Regions from separate parts of the Mus musculus genome. Here regions 1 and 2 are each linked to region 3. A link is a loop called in an ENCODE intact Hi-C map of the cell type or tissue named here. Cell type or tissue: left cerebral cortex. All regions are shown on one strand.

The links. A loop is a pair of places that touch in the nucleus more often than their neighbours do. Peaks named below come from ENCODE experiments on the same cell type or tissue, not always from the same donor. Only the 100,000 strongest peaks of a DNase experiment are listed, where the experiment ranks them.
Region 1: a loop joins it to region 3, with 2.2 times the contacts of the local background. A loop is called at or near these places in 2 of 42 quality-filtered maps.
Region 2: a loop joins it to region 3, with 3 times the contacts of the local background. A loop is called at or near these places in 4 of 42 quality-filtered maps.

The regions. Positions count from the first base shown.
Region 1 is chr3:153,566,413-153,574,412 of GRCm38, reverse strand. The region is part of intron 1 of St6galnac3 (ST6 (alpha-N-acetyl-neuraminyl-2,3-beta-galactosyl-1,3)-N-acetylgalactosaminide alpha-2,6-sialyltransferase 3); the gene reads left to right. Among named protein-coding and RNA genes, the nearest start is that of Gm32721, 20 kb to the left of the region's middle. In left cerebral cortex, a CTCF peak has its summit at 6,264; DNase peaks (open chromatin) are centred at 2,004, 3,115 and 6,343; H3K27ac peaks cover 892 bases.
Region 2 is chr3:152,978,091-152,986,090 of GRCm38, reverse strand. St6galnac5 (ST6 (alpha-N-acetyl-neuraminyl-2,3-beta-galactosyl-1,3)-N-acetylgalactosaminide alpha-2,6-sialyltransferase 5) reads left to right here and starts at 3,881. Exons shown (of 5, transcript NM_012028.5): 1 at 3,881-4,088; 2 at 4,791-5,033. The coding sequence starts at 4,074. It overlaps Gm46830 (a long non-coding RNA gene), which reads right to left. Exons shown (of 4, transcript XR_003954686.1): 3 at 6,034-6,110. In left cerebral cortex, CTCF peaks have their summits at 3,841 (motif pointing right), 4,580 and 5,443; DNase peaks (open chromatin) are centred at 4,806, 5,149, 5,406, 6,184 and 2 more places; H3K4me3 peaks cover 3,208 bases; H3K27ac peaks cover 2,541 bases.
Region 3 is chr3:153,650,675-153,658,674 of GRCm38, reverse strand. The region is part of intron 1 of St6galnac3 (ST6 (alpha-N-acetyl-neuraminyl-2,3-beta-galactosyl-1,3)-N-acetylgalactosaminide alpha-2,6-sialyltransferase 3); the gene reads left to right. Among named protein-coding and RNA genes, the nearest start is that of Gm52633, 59 kb to the right of the region's middle. In left cerebral cortex, CTCF peaks have their summits at 87 (motif pointing left) and 3,362 (motif pointing right); DNase peaks (open chromatin) are centred at 98, 1,581, 3,427 and 5,203.

The DNA of each region.
Region 1 (8,000 bases), 84 kb after region 3:
GGGGGTTGCCATGCCCACCTGGCACTTTGTGGGGCATTGGGCTATGCATAGACAGGCTGTCTCCAGTTGAGCTGAGGTCTGAACCCTGAAGGGTGATAATTCACCTACATGACACGGTAGGCATTCCCTCATGCTCCTGGAACTCTGGCTCCTGCCTAAGTTACCGCCCCCCACAGCCCCCACAAGAGAAGCAGAGCTACAAGACTCGTAGGCAATGGCTCAAGCGTCTGACCTTCAGGCTAAACTCTTCCCCAGTTACCTAGCAACAGTAAAGACCATAAAAGGGGCTGTTCAGCCTCTGCTTGCTCTCTTACTTATCTCTCTCTTACTTCTTACCCCTCACTCTCATGCTCTCTCCTCTCTCTTTGTCTTCTCCTCTCCTCTCTCTCTCTTACTCTCTCTCTCTCTAGCCTTTCTCCTCTCTCTCTCTCTCTCTCTCTCTCTCTCTCTCTCTCTCTCTCTCTCTCCTTTCTATCGTCTCTCTTTCTCCCTGCCTTTCTATAACAAAGCTCTAAAACCATTGATGGTCTCTGCTCCAGTCAAGATCCGTTGCGCTCACTCTTGCGATGTTGGGAACCTCTCTTCCCTCACCCCTCTCTCCCATAACCCCAGTGGCTTTAGCACAGGGGCTCCCTGGGGCTTTAGGAGAAAGTAGCTCCGGGGCCCCCAGGTAGGGCTGCCCCTTAGCCATCCCCCGGAGAATGGGTCAGTGGCTTAGATGCCCACTCAGGGATGAGTGGAAAGTGTATGGCAGCCCTCCCACCGCTGACTGAACAGAGAATAGGTGGAACTCTGGCGGGGTGTGGGTCTTCCCCTTCCCCCCTCTTCCCCAGGGCCTCTTTTTAGCTCCCAACAGCACTTAGTTTTCTGGAGACCCAAGCTCCAGTCCTATGGTTACAGCACATTACTAACCACCAGGACATCTTCTCAGCCCAACTACTGTCACTTTTAACTGTGCTCTTTGGGTCCTGTGAGAAGAGTCTTTGTATGCCAGGAGCCTTGTCAGGACATAGAGCAACAGGCATTCTTAATTGGTTCTTCTTTTTAAATGATTGCTGTGGTCTGATGTGTTTTTGCACACATATCTCCAGTTATTTTAAATTATAGTGTGTGTGTGTGTGTGTGTGTGTGTGTGTGTACACTTGCTGAAGCCAAAACTGGGTATGAGGGTCTCTGGGGCTGCAGTAATATGGGTCATGAGTTGCGTACCTGGTATTGAACTCTGATCCTCTGAAAAAGCAGTAACTGCTCTTAATGGCTGAGCTGTCTCTCCAGCCCCACCTTCAGCTCTAGTTTTCCAGGGGGAAATCCCTATAAAATGTATTTCATTCTGAGGATGGAGCCATTCATTTGGCTGCTGTTTGAACGTGCTAGAAACAACATCATTGGGATTACACATTACAACACACCTTCCTTCCGAATTGCTCATCTTTAAGCTTTGTCATCAGAACCCTGCTCCTTTAGGTCCTCACATCCTTAGCTTATGAAGAAAACTACAGCTTTTTCATTGGTGTGTTTATATCCAGAAGACTAGTCTAGAGCCATTGAGGATCTTGTCCTCCTGTGTGGCTAGGTAAAGAAATCAGTTTTATGGTGACATGAAGGGCCCTCTGGAGTGGGGTAGCCTGGGAAAAGCACCGAGTCCCAGAGTACCCACACCAGTGGAGCTCTGGGATTTGCCTAAGCGATCCATGATGTAATAGACCTCCATGATGTAATAGACCACCATGATGTAATAGACCTCTACCGCATGGTTAGGGTGTAGCTCTGTCCTCGAGGTATCTGAACTTTGGCTGGAAAAAAGGAATGTGCAAACCCAGCGAGACATGGAAAACCTTTCCAACATGGAGTGTCTGACGGAACACACAGTGTACTGGAAGACATTGGAATAATCAGGCTATATGGCTGGCTTTTTAAATTTTTTTATTTCTGTGTGTGTGTGAAAGAGAGAGATAGGGGAGTGGCGGGGGGAAGAGGGAGAGGGATTCTCGGATTTTACTTCCTCCAAAATTCTCCAGTGAATGAGGGCGTCAAAAAAACTCTGAAGTCTTTAAAATGCGCTGAGAGCATTTTGTTTCCAAGGGAAGATTTATATTCTCCCAGCCTTTTCAATCCTGTTTTCCTATCTTATATGCTATAAACCAAACCTCATTCAGGAAAATAAAAGATGAATACGAGCTCTGAAAGAATACAGAATGGGGACACTCAGCCGAAATGGCCATAATTTCTTCTAGGAGAAGAAAAAAAAATTAAGCGTGTGGTGAGAAGCATTAAGACGCAGGGCTGCTACACGCTTACAAACAGCAGCTGCGGTAATGGAAACGTCTGGTCAGGAGGCCAAACCCGCAGACAGCGAGCAGGCTGAGCACTTTGAGGTCTATATGGACAGGGATTCATTGGTAAGAGGGGGCGGAGTGGCTCCACTGCCGACCGGAAATGGTTACGTGACCCTTCTGCGTCGGTTCCTCCTGACCATCATCAGCCTCCTTCTGGCTCGGATAAGCCCTTAATGTAATTCCAGGGCTTGCTTTAAAATCATTTTAAAGCAAGCCCTTAATGTAATTCCAGGGCTTGCTTTAAAATCATTTTAAAGCACTAGCACTTTACAGTTTATAGATCACCGTGGGGAGGACTCTAGGGAGAAAGGGCGCCATGACCGGTGTCTACTGAAGACAGACAAAGTAACTGAACAGCAGTGCCCAGCACTGCGTCTGCCTTAGAGTTGAATTCAAGTGTGCACCCTCACTTCCAGCGAGTTTGTTTATTTGCTTTGTTTTGCAGGGTAGCTGAGGTTATCTCAGTGACAAACCACTTCCCAAATTTAAGACAATCTCCTTCCACGGGGAGAGTGCAGACTGGTTCATTGTTGTCTGCTTTTATCTTCAGACTGACACATAAAATAACTAGGCTGTGACCTTCACACAGGTAGTCGCACCTGCTCCACAGCCTGACTGCACACAATCCTGTGGCTGACCTGTGTTGGCGGCAAGTGGGAGGTTTTGGGGACTGGCTTCCTATTTAGAATAATCCTGGTCTGCAAACGTGGGAGGGAAGCTGGGCCATTCGAGAGCACCATGTGTCGGCCTAATCGAAAGATGCTGAAATGGCAAGCTGTTGGAAGAGAACATCCCGTGCCGTTGATTCGCCAGCCCACGCTTTCACAAGTACCTTCCTGGAAGCCGGTCTGTGTTCTTTGTGTGGTGGCCTTTTAAATGTCAGCCTGCAGAAGGGTTTCTGTTTTTAGTTAAGGCTGATCTCTAAAGCAATCAGATAATAGTTTAAAGTCATAGCTCCCACTCGCTAAGTACTTGTAATGTGTTGATGCTGGGTTCTATATTCTCTTTCCATGAAATTTTAGGTAATATCTTTTGTCAACTCAGGTGTCACCTTGACTCAACCTAGTGCCACTTGGAAGAAGGATCCTCCACTGAGGAATTGACTGCATCATATTGGTCTGTAGGCACATTTATGGGGCATTGTCTTGATTATTCATTGATATATAAGGGTGCAGTCCACTGTGGGAGGGGTCATTCCTAGGCAGGTGGCCCTGGGCTGTACAGAAAGCTAGCTAAGGATGAGCTTGTGAGAGAACAAGCAGAGATGGGGCCAGCAGAGTGGCATTCCTCCCTGGTTCTGATTCAGGTTCTTGCCCAGGGTCCTGCTTTGATTTCCCTCAGACATGGATAGTGACCCAGAAGGGTAGAAAGAACTGAATCTTCTTCTCCCCAAGTCCTTTTGGTCAGAGTGTTTTATTGTGGCCAACAGGATGAAGGTAGGACAGGTAGTGCTGAAAAGACGGCAGGTGCACAGGTGTCACCGCACATGTTAATCATGGTTTGTCAGGCGAGCACTTTCTAATAGCTTGAACATATCTGTGTGTCTGATGTATTATCTTCTCGATGTACTGTGGACCCCTGGAACGATCCTGTGCCCATTGACTGGCACAGAGGTATCGTGTATCTGCCCACCCCTTCAGTTAGGAGCTGAACCCAGAGCTTTGTGCATAAGAGGCAAACGATCTCCCAGTGGGCTTCCATAGCTCTGTATATCATAAGTCTTTTTCACATCATTGTGTGAGTGTGTGTGTGTGTGTGTGTGTGTGTGTGTATGTTCATATGTGTAAGGGTTGCCATGGCATGTGACAGTGTAAGGACAACATTGAATTGATAGAAGAATTTTTATTTTATTTTTTATTTTTTTTCCATTTTTATTAGGTATTTAGCTCATTTACATTTCCAATGCTATACCAAAGTCCCCCATACCCACCCGCCCCCACTCCCCTACCCGCCCACCCCCCCTTTTTGGCCCTGGCGTTCCCCTGTTCTGGGGCATATAAAGTTTGTGTGTCCAATGGGCCTCTCTTTCCAGTGATGGCTGACTAGGCCATCTTTTGATACATATGCAGCTAGAGTCAAGAGCTCCGGGGTACTGGTTAGTTCATAATGTTGATCCACCTATAGGGTTGCAGATCCCTTTAGCTCCTTGGGTACTTTCTCTAGCTCCTCCATTGGGAGCCCTGTGATCCATCCATTAGCTGACTGTGAGCATCCACTTCTGTGTTTGCTAGGCCCCGGCATAGTCTCACAAGAGACAGCTACATCTGGGTCCTTTCGATAAAATCTTGCTAGTGTATGCAATGGTGTCAGCGTTTGGATGCTGATTATGGGGTGGATCCCTGGATAAGGCAGTCTCTACATGGTCCATCCTTTCATCTCAGCTCCAAACTTTGTCTCTGTAACTCAGAAGAATTTTTATAGTTTATTGATATCTATGCCAGATTAGCTGGGATTCTCTTACCTCTGCCTCCTATCTCTTTGTTGTGGGGTCACAGATATGTGCTACCACACACTGATTTATGTGTGTCCTGGGAATACAGACTCTGGTCCTCACAATTGTGTTTCGGATGCGTCTTAAGTTTTGTTGTTGCTGTTTTATCAATGGATATTGGCTCTTTTTCTCTGCAGAATTCTAATACAGTGCATGACACTGAAGCTCTGTGAAGGTGACAGAATGTCTGATCTTTCAAGTTAGACAGAGCCCTTTGCACCCATCAATTTTCAGCACTAGTGTTGAATTTCTTTAGCCAACGCTGGGTAAATGTATTTGCTCACCTGGACACCACGTTTGACCCTGGCAGTTGGTGCTATTTCTGTTGATGAGTTAGAATCACTCATTGCTCGTGATCTAAGTTCTTCTGATGGACCAAGGAAGCACTTTTCTTCCCCAACATCTTTTATCTGTTGATTGGTTCTTGTGGCTAAATGGGATGTTGGAATGAGTGATATGTGGCTGAGGTAGGGCGAACTTTGAGCAAGAACAGCCACTGCGAGTCACTGGGCAGCCAGATTGTATTCAGTGTAGAGACTGCCTCCAGGGTGGCGGAAGCACAGAGATAAGGGTGGGCTGTATGACTTGGATATGACTCTCACTGTTGTTATTTTGTACAAACCACAAAAGCCATTGTGCATTCCTAAGGCTGGAGAGATTAGTGGCAGTTCTCTCTCATTTTACAGATGGGAAACCCTCTTAGCCAGTCAGTAACATTCTGAAATCCTATTACTTAGAGCCAGCCAAGGTGTCAGGAAGGAGTTGGGTTAGCTCTAGGCAGCAACATCTGCATAACAGTAGCGGCTTTCCTCTCTCCTGGATTGCTCTGGAGTCATTTGTGGTAATGAAGCTATCTATCTCTGTATGTTATAGCCATCAGATTATCTTCAGAAACCATACAGGTGTGATTAGTTTAAACCTTTAAGACCCATGGAAACAGTTGAGTTCGCCAGGCGTGTCTGCTGTGTGCACTTAAGATTCTTCACTGAATAGTAATTGTAGTAACTGCTGGCCCGCTCTTGGGAAACCTTTAAAAATAATAATTTGTACTTCAAACATCTCTTTCTGTGAGTTGCTCAAATGCCTTGCAAGAATGGTTTACTAATCCATCCTTTGAGATGGTAGATAGGGTAGCTTCCAGTGGAGCAACACAGTAGGAGGTGGACACACACACACACACACACACACACACACATATGCCAGAAGCTCTGAGAATCCAAACCAAAACTTGGTTCCAGCCAGACAAGATCCCTGTCCATCGTGCTAGAAGAACTGCTCGTGCTTTTGAGGCTCATTTTATGTTTATTGCCTTAATAGAAGTTTACTAAATTTATATATGGTAGATATTGCAGAAGATGATGAATGAAATGGAGAAGCCCTTTCTGTAGGCTCTAAAAGCATCAATCCGACTGTGATAGATTGTTGGCTTGCAGCTCAGAGATTCCCCACTAGATGATGCTACCTAGACAAGAATCTTCCTTCACTCAGGGAGGGGTGTGTTTAAAGAACAGTCTCCATCTCCATAGTTTCTGAAATGCTCGAGGAAGCAATTGACTCCTTAAAGAGCATCAAAACACCACCCACAAACCCAGCCATAGGACTCAATGCCATCTTGCTCCAGAAGTATTTACACAGGAGATACTTGACAGTGGCCCTTGCCTTGGAGGGGTGGAAAGCCAAGTGGACCAGAGTCAAGGCAGCACACACTGGCTAGGCAGCTTCACCCGTCATGTGGGCGGGTGCGAGTGCAGCTTTGATGGGTCGGGGAAGAGCTTTATATTTTGAGAATCACTGTGGCTGCTTTGCCCTTTGGGATTCCCCTTGGCAGTGGTCCTGTGGGATGTGGGGCAGTGTTACTGGCAGGCTGTCAAGTCTTCAGCATGTTATATAGTCAGCACTGACTCTCCCAAAGTTAGTCTGCAAAATTCAAGCATAATGGTTCACTTCAGTGTCCAGTATGACTTGCACTAACTCCATCCTTCTGATTTCCCTCCTCCCCCTCTTTTCCTCTCCCTTACCCCTCCTCATGCTGATAGGCTGCCACCCCTCCCCCTCCTCATGCTGATAGGCTGCTTGTCTTAGTCAGGGTTTCTATTCCTACACAAACATCATGACCAAGAAGCAAGTTGGGGAGGAAAGGGTTTATTCTGCTTACATTTCCATAGTGCTGTTCATTACCAAAGGAAGTCAGGACAGGAACTCAAGCAGGTCAGGAAGCTGGAGCTGATGCAGAGGCCATGGAGGGGTGCTGCTTACTGGCTCGATCCCCTGGTTTGCTCAGCTTGCTCTCTTATAGAACCCAAGACTACCAGCCCTGGGTTGGCACTACCCACAATGTGCTGGGCTCTTCCCCCTTGATCACCAATAGAGAAAATGCTTTTCAACTGGATCTCATGGAGACATTTCCTCAAGGGAGGCTCCTTTCTCTGTGATAACTCCAGCTTGTGTCAAGTTGACACACAAAATAAACCTGTACACTGCTAGAATAGAAATGACCACCAAATGGAAGCCAAATACCTCTGGGTTCATCATAGTGTATACTTTAATTAAAATGAAAGTAAGATAAGATTGAAAATGAGACACAGGCTACTATACTTAGTAGGGTTCTATAGACGACATTTGCTAATGTATTACTGTTTGAAAGTGCAGGGACTGGGTCGGGATTGAGGCCCACTGAGAAGGATCCTGGCTCTACCTATAACTGGATGTTTGGCCTTGGATAAGTCAGTTTCTTTGCTTATAAAACAAAGAAGTTAGTTGCCTTGCGATTTATTTTAAAGATTAAATGAGAATGTGTGCAAGTCTCCAGCTCAGAGTGAAAATGAAGTATTTCTTAGTGTGGGTATCAGTATCTGCCAGTGGTCTACAGATGTCTCCTGCCCTGCTGTGGGTATTTATCTTGTATTTTGGGTTCTCAGTTAGTGAGGCTTGGAGAGCCCTTCAGATTCATGGGTTCTGTAGGAGATGTGGCACCACGAAGGAGTCACTGCATCAGGTACACATAGGTGGCCGTGGGCAATAGGCATCGCAGGACCCATTTACTCACCTCTGTGTTCCTGGGGCTCCGTCTCCCTGGCTGCTGCTGTCTCCTAGCTGTAGGTGACATGGGAGTGAGCAGAGCAGGCAGGAAGAAGGTTGGAGCTGACAATGACTTGCTTTCTGGGATCTCGGGG
Region 2 (8,000 bases), 670 kb after region 3:
GTCTTGCCTATGAAGTGAAGAAAGTTGGGTAAACTTTACAGCATAGATGAACAAAGGTCAGACTTGTTCTCGGACTCTCTACCATCATTAAACACTTTACTCTTCTTGCACCTTCCAGAAATTTCTTCTCTTTCTCCAAGACTATAATGTAAAAGGCAGCCATAACTCCAACTAACTCCTGTTACACTAACTTGTACCTTTCATCTATCTAAGAAATGTATGATGGGCTAGGGGAGATGGCTCAGTCAGTGAACACTTTGCCTGCCAAGTGTAAGGGTCTGAGTTTAGATCCCCAGGACAAGGTATATCTGCAACCCCAGTGACAACAAGATTGGAGATAAAGACAGTTGGATTCCTGGATGCTTCCAGGACCAGCGAGCCTGGCCTGCAGGGCAAAATTCCAGGCCAGTGAGAAACAGTGTCTCAAAGAAAAAGTGAACCAGAGAATCAACATTCAAGGTTGTCTTCTGATCTCTATACATGTGCCATGAACACACACACACACACTCACACCCACATATGAACATACACTCACACATACACTCAAACATACGAACCTACATGTACACATATACATACATATGAACATACATGCACACACCCACATATGAACATATATGTATGTACACTCACATACACATATGAGCATATATGCATACAAAGCCACATATTAACATACATGCATACACACACTCACACCCACATATGAGCATATAAGCACACCCACACACTCACACCCATATATGAACATATACACATACACTCACACACATATGAGCATATATACATACACTCTCATATGAGCATACATTTGCACATACACTCATACCCACATATGAACATACATGCACACAAACACACTCACACACTTATGAACATACAAGCACATCCACATATGAACATACATGTGTGTGCACACACACATATACACACACAATGAAAGGACCTTTTCCTGAGGAACCACAGTAGAGCTTGTGGGCAGACTTCAATGTGTCTTTCTTTCTCCTCTAGTATCTCTGTGTTCTTTGAGGCCCTGTGCAAAGCTAACATTCCCTCCAAATTTCAGATTCCTTGTCACCTAGGACATGCCTTGTTTCAACAATTCTCAGCTTATTTTTATCACAGAAACTACATTTTGCAACACTCAATTTCTTTTCCATTCTCTTTTTTTCAGAAATAGGAATCAATTTGATTGAATGTGATAGCAGAAGAGGTAGAAATGTAGCAATGTTTTAAATGGTGAGAAATTTGTCTCAGCTACCTGGGTTTAAGAGGCAAATTGTGACTTGTCCCACTCTGGATTGAAGTGTCCAAGCTAGACAAACCAGACATTTCCACTGACTTGTCTACCTGTCTTTTCTCCTCCAAGTCCATCAAATACTTAGGAATTTGCCTATTTTACATTCACTGTGGCTAGTCAGATCAATAACTGAAAGGTACATACATGTACAAGGTTACCCTTGAAATCTCAAACCTCTTGGATTATTTTTTTAAAGATAGGATCTCACTGTGTAGTCTTGACTTGACATGCAGACTAGGCTAGCCTCAGACACAGAGATCCACTTGTCGGTGCAACGTAAGGGTTGCCATGAAAAGCACACCCCTCAGATCTTAATGAAGTAGGAGGCAAAGCTAAGAAACAAATCTGCACATTGGTTGCTCCCTATCACCTAAAAGTCCACGCCTGAATATTGACTGCTGTTCCCTTGAAACTGCAAGCCTAGGCCCCAGTACCTAGCACACAGTAGGTGCATAACAAAGTAGATACTTGTTAAACATATGTTGAATCGATAGAACTCCTCCATTGTCTGTTCATTAAATTCACTATACACATACTCAGAAAGAGAGAGAGAGACAGAGATACAAAGAGAGAGACAGAGAGACAGAGTTCTGAGTCCTTAAAGGAAAACGTTTATGCTTAATTCTCTCTCTTTCCACCACCATGTTTCCTAAACAGAACTATCGAGTGACAGGTGACTACCACATAATCGTCAAGTTGAATTGTCTCCCATTCCTTATCTCCTCCACCTTCATCTGGCCCTACCTTGTCCTTTTGACTCCCAAGCCAGAATCCCTCCAAGAGTCTTACCATCCCAATCAACTATCAGAAAGCCAGATACCTTAAAGTTCTTTCAATCAAGCTCAGAACTAAAAATTTAAATGTACTCATTTTGTAAGTAATTTTGTGACCAGCTAACTGCCATCCCAGGAGGAGGGAAAAATCATAAGCTTAATGAGTCTGGTCAGACACACCGTGTAACAGATGTCCAATGTGCCGCCATGAGCTTAAGTCATAAATACGATGTCTCTCTTTGGCAGCGCAGAATATATGAGAAGTGTTTTATCGGTTGCTGGGCAGCTTGCTAGACGGAGGAGAACAATCTGAGGAAGGCAGGGGCTTCGTCTGGCTGCATCTCGAAAGCCGTGTTGGAGAAACACAGATAATCTGCTTGCAATGATTCATCAAGTTGGTCCTTTGTTTCATTAATTTGAGTGTCAAGTGCAGCCATACAATAAAGAATTGCCAAGACCCGATAAGATTCTCCTCTGCCTGCTGCCTTGCCTGTCCAGACAACGGGCACTATTCATGCCCACAGCACACATTGAATAAATAGCTAACCGCACTGCTGGCAGTATCGGATAGTATTTCCAATTTTTGTGTTTTCCTCGAAAGGCTCCATGGTGTGTGCTTCTGTCTCCTGGATGCTCATTACTGAACCAATAATTTTAACTTTGTTAATAGAGTTTGGACATGGGCCTCATACGTTAAAAATAGTCCCCGTTGTGCCATCCATCCAGCGGTAGATTAGAGAAGATTAAAGGGGGAGTTGCAAGGGCTCTCACTGTGCCTGCCCATGGTTCAGGTGGCCTGCTGATCGTTCTTAATGTGATCTTCAACCTCACACGGCTACATGTACAGTGTTAAGAGAGACATTAAGACGACTATGTTCACTGAATAATGTCACGTGGCTGAAATACGTTTTCAGCTAAATTAGAGGTTTAACAAATGCTTGCTCTAATTAGATGTAGGGACAAGAGCATACTTAGAGCAGGCTACTGATCTGAACTCAGCACTGAACAATGATCCAGCTTTTAACTGGAATCCAGGTCCTGATTGTGAAAGTATACGCCACCAGTGCCCCAGACAGCAGGAGGGACGAATCACAGCCTTCAGGATCCTAGGATGCGAGATCACTTTTTATCTTCAACAGCTAATATTTCTTCACTGACATTAGGAAGACTCTACAGTTCACGGTTAATCACATGAATGGGATGCACCGAGTGTTTCCAAAACTTTAAAATCATTTAAATGAGCACCAGGGACTTCGCAGGTTGAGTAGAAATATAAATTGTGTTCTTGGGAGCAAATGATGAATGAAGCCATTTGCATGGAAGGGTACGGTCCAAGGGAAGCAGGAGACTAATGATTTGTCAAAGCAGAATTAGGGAGGGAAAGGACATTTGAAAACAACTAGAAATTATTACAGCGGCGTAATTTTTAAGGAAAACAATCCCATGATCACATTTGCCAGGCTGTAAACACAAATGCAAATTTAAAGAGATCGATTGACATTTGGGAGGCTAACTTGTTTCTTTATTAAAATCACAAACCTGAAAATTTAGTAAATTTTCAAATGGCTACCGTGTTCAGGATCAAACTGGATTCTGCGTCCTTTTAACTTGACAGCCCCATTCAAAGATAATAAATCTTCAAACTAAGGAATGGGTGCACCTTTATGGTAACAGTCTTGCCCCAGAAATTCCACTTCACTGAGAAGATGGTTTGGGGGTTGGGAGGGGGACTGCAGAGGACTCTAGGACCCAGCAGGCGGCGGCAGGCGGCAGTGTGTGGATCGCTAAGACTCGGAGGGTCCGGCTCAGTTTTAATTCTCCTCTAATCTCTGCAACAGCAGCGCTTCCCGGTCCCGCGGCTCCTGCTCCCGCTCAGCTGCCGTCACTGCCAGGTGAGCATCTGAGCAGCCTCCGCCCCATCACCCACCATGGACAACCTCCAAGAAAAAGTGGCTCCGGACGCGCTTGCCTGAGAATTCCGCACAAAAGAGGAGCCCAAAATGAAGACCCTGATGGTGAGTCTGTTGTTCCAACTCTGCCAAGCAGAGGCAAAGACCCCTGGGATTCTGGGTCTCCTAGACCGTTGGGGAAGCCTCTCCGGGTATCTATCTCTGTGCCAAGAGGTCACCTGTCATTGGTGACAACTTTCTACCTGGCTTGGAATCCGGGATGGGCGCTAGGGATGCCTGGGCTCCTGGATCTTTAGCGAGTGATCCAAGGGGCGACTGGAGAGCAGAGGAGCAGGCTGACCTCTCCAGGGATGGAGGGTGTCCCACTGTGACCGCTGGGCACAAACTCAGAGGGGCGGGGAGGAAGCACCATCTTTGACTTTCTTGGTTTTCTTGTCGGATTTCAAACTTAGCGGGGATCTCTGCAGGAAGCCTCAGGGGGGCGAGAAGAGAGGGTGTTTGGAGGGCTGGAATCCGAGCAGCTTAGGTGGAGTCTAGATCCTCCTTCCCAAAGTACCCTGGGCGGACGCGCTCACCCTTGCACTGGTCACCGCGCGCCACCTGCCCTCCACTGTGAGACGCGGGCTGTGAGCAGCGATGCAGGAGCATCCCTGACGGGTGCGCAAGACCGTGTCACCTCTGCTCTCTGGCTGCTGGGAAGGCTGGGGCGGATGCTCCGGACTTGTGCTTGGTGCCAATAAGGAGCCAAGCTTCCCTGGTGCACCCTGAGCCACTGTCTTCTGCTCTCTCTCCCCCGCCCGCCTGCAGCGCCATGGTCTGGCAGTGTGTTTAGTGCTCACTACCATGTGCACCAGCTTGTTGCTCGTGTACAGCAGCCTCGGCAGCCAGAAGGAGCGGCCCCCGCAGCAGCAGCAGCAGCAGCAGCAGCAGCAGCAGGCGGCAACCGCGACTGGCAGCACGCAGCTTGTGGAGAGCAGTCCCCAGCCACGTAGAACCGCCCCCGCAGGACCCCGGCAGCTCGAAGGATACCTCGGTGTAGCAGACCACAAGGTGACAGCTTGTGCGCCGTCCTTCCCACCCGCCGCTCAGCCTGGGCACTCTGTACCCCTGATCCTTCCTCCTTCCTGGGGTAGTGAGCCACCAGAGCAGCTGTTAGTTTGGGGGAGCAGGAAGGTGGTACACCAGTTAGGGCAGGAAGGGCTGCATGCTAGTTGTGACTTTCTATTCCAAGAAGGATGCAAAGTTTATCAGGGAATAGGAATGATGTGAGTGGATCCTGAACCCCATCGGTCCTGGTCTAGAATCCGGACACCCGGTAATAGCAGCTGCAGATGGATGTTCAGTTTCTGGAGCCTGGTATTTTCCAGCCAAGCCCTGCGGGGTTGGGGGGGGGGGTGCGGAGTAGGAGGAAAGCAGAATTTTGCAGGGACTAGCCCCAAGGTTCTTCCTGCACCACCAGAGGGGAGAAGAGAGAGCCTCCACCAGGGCTCAGTTCCACAGGTTCTCCTCTGATCTCTGCTGGGGACTGCTCTGGGCTGAAAGGCCCCAGTCCCTGGGGAGCCCAGCTCTGGCAGGCATGGAGGGCTGGAAACACACTCAGCTCCCTTTGGCTTAAAAGCCTGTTTTCCTTTGCCTCCCAGGAAGCAACTGCGTGGCTTGGCTAATAATTAATAAGCTGGGTTGTTTTTTTTTTTTTTTTCATTTAAATTGAACCTCCTTTCCTTAGACTAATAAATAAATCTCTGGTTTCAGCGTAGGAAGCCTCTGGGAAAAACCTAATCAGGTTTCCTGATTCCAAAGATGTTTTAATACAATTTAAATGCATCTCTGATTATTTGAAATTGCCAGTGTGTTTTTATTAAAACACACTTTCCCTCCCTGTCTAGAAGATGGCTTGAAACCTCTCAGCTCTTTTACTTTGTATCTTACTGCATTTTATGAATGTGAACCAACAGTAGTATTTGCAGATGTTCCTCCTGTGTGAGATGATAGCTCTTGTCACACATGAGTAAGTCAGACTTTAAGTGACAATCAAAATATTGCAACTCACCTGTACTGTGTAGAATGCTAAAGATGGGAGACGCCAAAGGGATTGCATGCAGGGCTCAGCTTTCCCATCCTTGGATGCTGGAAGAAAACAGGGCATGTCCTGAGACATGTAGCAAGGTTCACTGATAGACAGACATGTGCAGTCGGCACTAGTACATACATTGCTGCGGGGCTCACCAAGGAGGGGGCTCACATTCTCCGGAAGAAGCAAGGGATATTTCTTTGAAAATGTGGAAGTTGTACTAGAGAGACTTCAGAGAGGTGAACAGGAGGAGGCTGTCTGAGGAGGAAGCCCTCTGGAGTGGGCTGTAAATGCCAGCGCCCAGGCCTAACAGTCACAGCCTCTGTTTGCTCTCTTGGTTGTTGATTGGTTACATACTTGGAATCTGCATGTGCAAGCTGCTGATAAGGGCTGTGGTTGTGAGGAAGTTTACGCCTGGTGTCTGGCTGGGGATGGCGGTGTGTGTGGGTCACTGGCGTGAGACGAACAGAGTGCAGCCCTGGATTTTCACACTCGTTGTTTAGTAGGGACCCGCCTCAAATTCTGGAAGTATTTGTGAATAAAAAAAATGTCAAAAGGTCAATGCCTTGCAAGTTCTGGTGGATCTGAAAAGATATCCCAAATACTTTGTTCCTTCCATAGCCTAGTGGTCAATTGTTCCCAAATAGAAGGACTGAGTTTAAGAGTCGTCTTTTAAAAACGCCTGTGGAAACAGGTGTGCTGGTTACAAGTTCAGTGTATGAGAGTGTTGTGTGATCAGGACGAGCAGCAGCAGCCTTTCCATGTGTCGCGGTGCCTGTAGATGGAAATACTTACTCTGCAGTGGAAAGGGAAGCTGCAAGCGCCATGGCATGGGATTCTTCTTGGCCTTTAGTTATCAACATCAATGCAGTTCATCCCTAGAAAACATCTCCCAGGTGGTGCTCACGTCTGCTATCCCAACATAACTGGAGTGTGAGGCAGGGGAATGGCAAGTCTGAAGTCAGTCTGAGTTACATAGGGGTATCTTCCGTCAAAGTCCAAAAGAAGCAGGAGAGTGTAGAAAGGGAAAAGAGACAGAAGGAAGACAAAAAGGAGGGGAGAGGAAATGAAGAATGAAGAAGGGAGGGGAGGGATGAAAGAAAGAAAGAAAGAAAGAAAGGAAGAAAGAAAGAAAGAAAGAAAGAAAGAAAGAAAGAAAGAAAGAAAGCAGATGGCGGAAAAGAGAAGGGAGTAAAGAAAGATGGAAGGGGAGAACAGAGATGAAGGGAATAAGGAAAGGAAGAAGGAAACAAAGAGGGAAGGATGAAGGAAAGGAGGAGGGATGGAGGAAGGAAAGAAGGAGGGAGGTAGTGGAGAAGGAGGGAGGGGAGAAGGTAGAAGAAAGGAAAGAAAGAGGGAAGAAATGAAAGAAGGACGAAAGGAAGGACATATGAAGGGAGGAAAGGAAGAAAGGGCAGAAGAAAGACAGAAAAAGAAAGGAATGAAGAGAGGGGGGGAGTGAGGAAAGAAGGGAGAGAGGAGGAAGGAAGAGGGAGGAAACCCACCTCGAAAGTTCAACTCCAAGGCTGGAAACTGAGACCAAGCAAAGCAACAAGTGCAACCCCCAGGCACTATGGGACATGTCCCTTTGTCCCAAGGAGCTAATGCAGACCTGCCTGCTCAAAGGGGCTTCAACAAGCCTCCTTACAATGGTGGCTCCTGCTGTTCTGGCCTGCCAAGTGGGCAGGGCTCCCATTCTATGTGGCCACCTGAGGTGCACATCCTGTACAAACACCTAGGAGCTCTTCTTGGATTTAGTTTTGCTCCAGATCTACCACAGTCTCCATCAGGCAAAGTTGTGAGAAGGCTGTGACGGAAGTCATTTGTTAGGCTGTTGCTAAAGAAAACCTTTACTTCGTCTAACACAGAATGGTGTCAGGAAGGAGAGCTCTCCTGTTCTGCCACAGGACACTCAGGACTGATTTTTTTTTCTCTTCAATCTCACA
Region 3 (8,000 bases):
GACTGCATTCACTCGCAACGTGAGTCTCACTTCTGAGTTATCTGGAGGATGTTAATGAAGGGTTTCAGGTGCAGAGGTACGTGTGGTGGCCTCTAGTGGTGGCTGCTCGGTGCAGCAGGTTGGGGGCCAGTAGCTGTGTGGTTGTTTGAGACAGCCCGTGACACATATAGAGCGAGTCTTTCCACCTCAGCCGATGCTCACAGGCACGCCCAGAAGTGTGTTTCCTAGGCGGCTTCAGAGACGCCCCAGCTCTCCGCTTACACCGGACAGAGGATGCCAGGCTCCGTGTTCCTGTGAATTTGGCTTCTTTTTACCAGAGATAATCGAAGTTGGTCGAGCAGTTGTTCCCTTAGCACCACTGTCAGGGAGCACTGACATTTCAGGTCCGTGGACTGTGAAAGCGCAGGTTCAAAGGCCTGCGTCAGCCACCTTGGACTTGGCCTGCTTTCTCATGACATTAGCCTTTGGCCCTTTCTAAGAGAGAAGTGGCACTAGTGGTCCCTAGCACACAGAGCAGGTGACAGAGTAGTGTCACTTTTCATCGCTGAGAGCCACCAGGAATCAGCCAGAGCTTCAGAGCCGTATTAAAATGAGGCTTTCCCCCTAAGGTTGCTTTGGGGTCAGCTCTGGACAGAAATGAACTAGTTCTTGTGTTACAGAGTGGATTGCTAGAAAGCCATGCTGTCTCTATTTCAATCTGGATTTCTTCCAAAGGATTCTAGTTCAAGAGCCTGCTGTGGGCGATAGTACCAGAAAACTGTATAGAGAGGAGTGGGACAGAAGACCAGAGAGGGTGTGTTCCGGACCAGCAATCCTTGCAGCAGCAGACCCTGCTGAGGATTGGAACTCCACTCTGTCCAGGCAGGTGGAAGCCTCTGGGTTATCCTGCCTTGTGGGTGCAGGCTTCACCAGCCTAGAGCCTCTGAGATGGGCAGAGGCACCCACATAACAGAAACTGAGGACATTAGAGTGGAACACTCAGCCCTCTGCCACATTCCTGAGGCCATGAGCTATGAGGGCCCTAGACAGGTGATCCGTGAGGCCAGTGAGACCAGACCTCAGAAGGGAAGCTGGTGCCTCACCACTGGTCAGTTGCTGAGCTGAGGTGACAAGTCAGACCTCCTGACTACGGTTGTAGCCCTCTTTCCAATCGTTACTCAGAACAGAAATGTAGATCCACTGTGACTTATGAGGCAGACTGGATTTGATTCATGGAGCAATGCTTTCCCTTCCACCGTGGGCTCCTTTGTCTTTCTCTGAGTGAAAAATTGTCAGAGGATTAAATCCTCTTTGAGAGCCACAGAAAGAGAAAAAAAATGGCAGAGTGCGTAAATAATGTCTCTTGAGAAGCTCATATTTTTGGAGGTATTTGCTATTCATGTCTATTTGGCATTGTTGTGTCTTAAGTGTTTACTTGGGCTTCTGGCATTTTGATTTTCCAAGGAAGCTTGGAGTCCATGCCAGAGCAGCCTGAGAGCCATTGTCTCATCCGTGGCTCATTAAGGGCAATGCTATTCAGGATGCTGTGGTCCGGGGCTAAGTTGGGAGAGCACAGCCTCTAGACACTTCATTTAGATGCAAGCCAAGGTTGTTTGTAGAGCAGGTGAGCTCCTTTGTAGATTCAGAGAGGCTCACAGTCCTTTGCGGTTCTCAGTGTGGAGCCTCTGTGTAGCCCGCAGGGTAGACAGTGAGGCTTCTGTGGAGTCTACACTAGGAAGGCACACAGGATGGTGTTGCTCATGGGTCAAACAGACGAGCCCTGTGATTGGGAACAGTTCTTAACCTGTGAGACTGGAAGCCTGGTCAGCCATCTTGTGTCTAGTCATGGCATTTGCTGGTTTGCCATGTCTGCTGGAAGCTCTGGAGGGTCTACCCGATCCTGGTCTGATTCTTAAATGGTTTCTGGATTTTCAGTTCTGTCTTCTTTCTCTGATGCACCTGGAGCCCAAAGGGGAAAGTCTGTGAGCCATCATGACCCTTTGGGAAAGGGACGTTGGTCTCAGAAAAGTTGTCTAAACGGTGCTTTGGAATTCTCAGAAGGGAGGGCCTGGGTCTTAAGATAACGTACATTCTGCAGACACTGGATGCTACTTCTGCCCTGGAATGGAAAGAATATTTCAGCCTTTTCTTAGAGGTGGTTTCTAGTGTCTCTTTCCTTGGGTCTTCTGTAATTGATATGCCAGGACATCAAGCTTTTTCATTTACCTCTCTGGTTAGTGCAGAGCGATAGTGCATCATTTCTTTTGTGAAAAAGAGAAATGATCCTTTTAAAAAATCGTGTGTACAGGATATGCAGGCATGCTTCTTCTAGGTGTGCGTGTGAAGGTCAGAGGGCAGCTCTTGGGAATTGTTTTTTTCCTTCTGTCGCATGGGTTCCAGGTGTGGATCTCAGGTTATCAAGTCAACTCACTGGCACATAACGCAGCCAACCGCCTTCCTTTAATTTGCATTTCTTCGACTGTCTTTGGGGTTGTCTTCTCTGCTGGCCCTTTGGCTGTCACAGGAATAGCTGAAACTAAGTTGCATCTTCCACATTTCTACCTCTCTAGGGCTTGAAAACACATGGGCTTGCCAGAGAGCGTCTGTGAATTAGAATCACAGCATCCCAAGAGCCTGCACGGGGAAGGGATCCAGCCAGGTGTACTCCACATTCATTTTAATAAAACTTGGGGTGGGGCTCCTCTTGTCTTACCCTGTCGTCACAGAGCACCCTGGTTTTACTGTTGATGCGGCTTCTGTCTCATCACTTACCCGAATAAATAATTTACATGTGAAAACTGGTGGCTTTGTTTGGATTAAAAAAAAATTTGGATTTAAAAAAAAAAATTTGTCTTGTAGTGACCTAGACAGGGCATGGTGAGTCGTGTTCCATGTCCTCTTTGTTCTGTTGTCCTGTTCTGTTGTGTGGGAGGCTGACTTTCAGGAAATATATGTATGCATGCATCCACCCACCACCTATCTGTCTGTCTGTCTGTCTATCTATCTATCTATCTATCTATCTATCTATCTATCTAATCTCTTTGTCCTCCAAAGACGGGGTGGCCCTCAGAAATGAGCAACTCTTTGCCATTTTGGTGTGTTCCGTAAAGACTTTCGACCTGGTGTCAAGAGTCGTTGAGGTCCCGATCAATGTCACTGGGGCAGCAGCTTGTGGTCTTCTGTCAAAGGTGACTGCTCATAAGAAGGGAAACAGAACCTGGACCTGTCTGGCCGAGGATAGATTTGTCCATTTCCCGCTGGAATTTTCTGTACTTACAAGGATGGTTTCCTCTGTCGGGCCACCAAGAATGTGAAGAGGAGAAAACTCCCAACTTAATATCCTTAATAGTCACAGGGTTGCTTGCAGTTCTCAGTCCTTACCACAAGAGGGCACTCTCGTCACTCTTAAAGTCATACTTTTGGTACAAACTGGGATTTTGTTTTAGCACAAGTCCCCAAAGTGGGATGCATTTTAAGAACCATCTCTGCACCCCAGCTCCTGCCGTGAAGGAATTCCAGTAACATAAGGACACTCTCCAGCACACTCGGGCTGAGCATAGCGACGCCTAAAAGTGTTGTAAGTTATGCACGTTTTTGTTTAAGCATCCCCAATGAGAGAAGAGCCTACTCCTGGAGCTCTCCTTGGGCAAGCTGTCCATCCAGCCCGCTCCTTCCACTGCACACACTCCTGGCTTAGAATCCATGGAGAATGCTCCCCTGAGGTATGACAAGAGGTGACCGGAAGGGGAGCAGTACTTTCTTTGTTCTCTGGCGGGGAGATTGAGGGAAGGGGTTGGTGTGAGTCACCTGACAGGAGTTTCCATGTAGTGAGAGTTTAAGTTTACCTGACTGAAGAGCGACAGTTTAGTAAAAACACCTGTGATGGTTTGTATATGCTTGGCCCAGGGAGTGGCACTATTAGGTGTGGTCTTGTTGGAGTAGGTGTGTCACTGTGGGTGTGGGCTTAAGACCTACCTGGCAGTCATTCTTCCACTAGCAGTCTTCAGGTGAAGACGTAGAACTCTCAGCTCCTCCTGCACCATGACTGCCTGGATGCTGCCATGCTCTTGCTTTGCGGATAATGGACTGAACCTCTGAACCTATAAGCCAGCCCCAATTAAATGTTGGTGTTAGAAGAATTGCCTTGGTCATGGTGCCTGTTCACAGCAGTAAAACCCTAACTAAGACAGCACCTATTTGCCTTCAGGGCTTTTGGATCACCTGCTGCTGTTGTGTGGAGGGCTGGTCAGGCATTTGGGAGACCGTTTCTCCGTTGGAGTTTGTCTGAGACCTTTCTCGTGAGTAGATGGGGAAATGGATGTTCGAGAGGAAGACTGTAGGTAGAGCAGGATCGACCTCTGATCGCATCCTATCAGGGTCTCCGCTATCGGTGTGATTTTTCATTTCTGGGATCACCCTTGTCACCTGTCTGAGGACATGTGTGTCCCCCACCCCCTGCAAAGTTCCTGTCTGCCACGTGATACCTTTTTTTTGTGCTGCTCCCCCTGGGAAGGAAGAGCTGCCCCCTTCCTCATGTGGGCATTTCACTGCATGGCAGACCTTGTCTTTCCCTCCCTCGCCTCTTTCCCTAGTTGATTATTTATTTCGATTATAGTGGATTATTAGAGGTACATTCTGTACTTTAGGTTATAATCAAATTCTACTCGATTTCATACATTCTGGCTCTGGCCACTGGGAGGTCATGCTGTTGGCCCCCAGAGCCCTTTGGTGTTTTTGCTTGTTTTCTGAACACTCTCTTAGTTTCTGTACTATGGGAAAGTTCAGGTTTATGCTGTGTGTTCCCTGACCATGGGAGCCCCAGACCCTTTCACTGGAGGATAATACTGGGAAGCCAGATCTGGAACCTGGCAGTGCCGGGTGCTTCCTTGTTCCCAGCTGACAGGATAAGGCAGGATAACTGTGCACCAATCTAGATGCATTGGCATGGCGGTTGGTGGATGTGTTTGCACCAAGCTGCCTGCATTTGTCCTAAGGGCAGTCTGAGTTCCTAGCGATGTCTCCCTCTCACCACAGGCCATCCTGGTCACCTTCCCTGTGTATCTGTAACCTTCCCAGAGCAATAACCACCTCCTGTCTCTGTTCCACGCTTGCCTAGTTGTTTTGGGTCACACACTTAGCAGCACCCAGATTGAGAAGGTGCCCCTATGGAAACAGCTTCGCCCACCCACCCACGCACAGCATTCACCACAGCTCGTGCTGCACCTGGCACTGCCGGCCTCCCCTTCACCAGTCCCGTAGGGAGCAGGTTTCCCCATTAGCCACTTCAGTGAGAGCCGTTTCATCCACTGGCAACATAGTGTCCAAGGGTGTGGTCCAGAGATGAAGCTGTTGTGGGGGGCTGATTCTAGAACTCTTGGCTGTCCCTTTGATGTGACAGGATTTTGGTGAGGTGCCGGGCTGTTGTATGTCGTTGGAGCAGTGTCTGTGAAGATGGAGGGGGAGGCAGCTCTACTTCTGACAGTAGAATGTAGGGGTAGGAAAACCCAGACACTTCCCAAAAGACAGAGCATGGGGCAGTGTGAGACACTGGTGCAGGCTCCTCAGTGATGGCAGTAGAGGCTGAAATGCCTCTGAGCTACGGGCAGTGCCTGGAACCAGTCTGCCCCACCTTCACTCATGGGCAGCCTTCTGTAACTATTGGACAAACCTCCTATTTACTCCCTTCTGGATATCAGACAGTGCGCTAGCATAGAAATGATCTGGTTACCAGGACTCATCGAGGGCCTGCTTTCAGGAGTGTCCCTGCCATGAGATGGAGAAACCAGGCATGAAACCAATTAAGCCCAAGCTCAGGCCCTCTGGGACCTCACACTTAGAGAACACTCTAGCCTGTGCTGAGTGCTAAACACAGGCTAACTAGCTCAGTCCTCACTCCAGGTGTCTGAAGGACGCAACACAAGGCCCTGCTTTACAGAGACACAAACTGAAGCTTGGAGGAATTGGGGCAGCACGGGTGGGCCTTCCAGGCACAGTCCGTCGCTGTTAGGATGGTGCCTTGAGAGGATCTGGAAGAGAAGTGCCTTCGGGAATGGCTGCCAGTCGTTTTGGAGGAGGCATTGTGGGAAGTGGTACAAAAAGATGCGCTCCACAGGTGGGAATATTCTGGGGAGAGAGCAATAAGTCTGGAGGCACAGATGGATGGAGGAATGAACTGTGTTCAGGGGATGATTGACAGTCTCAGGTTTTGGTGACTAAACGCCAAAGGTGACCTAGCAGACCCTGGTGGATGCTCTCATGTGGGGCACAAGTGTCTGGATTAGGTTTCAGAAGGAATCTTGTGGCAGCATGGTAGCTCTGGCCTGGGTGTGTGCTAGAATTGTTTGAGGCCAAGGAGCCTCTGAGAAAAGCTTCGGCTATAGTTAAGTGAGCCAGCGTGTCGGCTTCTGAATCTCACAGGGGGAAGGGCCTATCCTGGATAGCTTGAGGGGTTGCTGCTTTACCTACTGAAGAGAGAACTTTCTGGGGGGGTCGCTAGAATCCCACCGCAGTGCCAGCGGATGGAGGAGCGATCTCACCCAGAGAGTAGCCATTGTGTGAACTGTGACTGTTAAGGCCAAGCTAGGGGCTTCACAGGGAGGAGACGTGACGCTCCCTTCCAAGCTCCAGGGAGAAAGTCTCCAGTGTGTATGTAAATAAGCACAGACACACACACAGGCTCACAGGCACAGGAGACACACACACACACACACACACACACACACACACACATATAGACACACGTGCACACACATACACAGACATACATACATATACATACACACACACACACTCACACACACATGGACACACACACACACAGAGACAGACAGACATGTGGACAGACAGACAGACTTGGACACAGAGTCTCCTGAAACCCTGTGCTCAGTGGACAGTGTTGATTGAGACCCTTGTGTCAGCTCCTGCCTCCTGGTACTTGGTAACATTGACTGGTTCTTCTCATCTACAGCCTGCTCCCAGGGCTCCTCTGTGCTGCACACTACACACAGGCTGTGCAAGGCAGTGCAGTTCAAACACCTTCTTTTGTGTATCTGAACTGGCATTTGAAAAACACCAATTTAGAGCGTCTGCATTTTAAGAGGTTTTTTTTTTCCCCCTTCACAGACCACCCCCCCCTTTCATTTAGGAGTGGATCTCATGTAGCCCTGTCTGGCTTTGAATTCTCTCTCTAGCCAAGGATATCCTTGAATGTCTAATCGTCCTGTGCAGACCTCCAGAGTCCTGGGCTTACAGGCATGCACCCCTATACCTGACATATGTGGTGCTGGTGATTAACTCAGGACCCCATACACGGAAGGCAGTCCAGAAACTGAGCAACATACCCAGCCCCTGAAAAGTCACTTTTGTGTAGGGTGCACCCTTTAATTTTTACCTGGAACCTCTGTGTGACTACTTAGTTTTGGTTGGTAACCAAGAGCTCTATAGACAGGTCCATGAGTGTTCTCGTGTTCTCTCTCCCTCTCTTCCTCTCTCTCTCTTCTCTCTCTCTCTCTCTCTCTCTCTCTCTCTCCCTCTCCCTCCCTCTCCCTCCCTCTCCCTCTCTCTCCCTCTCTTTCTCTCTCTCCCTCTCTCCCTCTCTCCCTCTCTCCCTCTCTCCCTCTCTCCCTCTCTCCCTCTCTCCCTCTCTCCCTCTCTCCCTTTCTCTCCATGGAGCTGATCTGTACTTTGGCTCTTAGAACTTCAGCAGAGCCACCTCGGGGTTGTCCCTTCACTTAGACATACAGTGCTGAATGCTGCCCTGTGCATTTCTGTTGGCTTGCCTTTTCTCAGTGTTATTCAATCCTAGCATGTCCATCAGTGTATCAGTTAAATAGAGCCAGGCTTTGGCCAAACAAACAAGCAAACAAATTACAAATCTAGTCGGTAAAGACTGGAAGTGGCCTGAAGAAGTTATTAGAAATTGGCAGCTGTCACTATCAATTGGCTAAAGCCAGTCTGCTCTCAAAGTGCAGGAGACAACTCCTCAGGGAACGTGCTGCCCAGTCTTCTGAAATCTGCTTGTC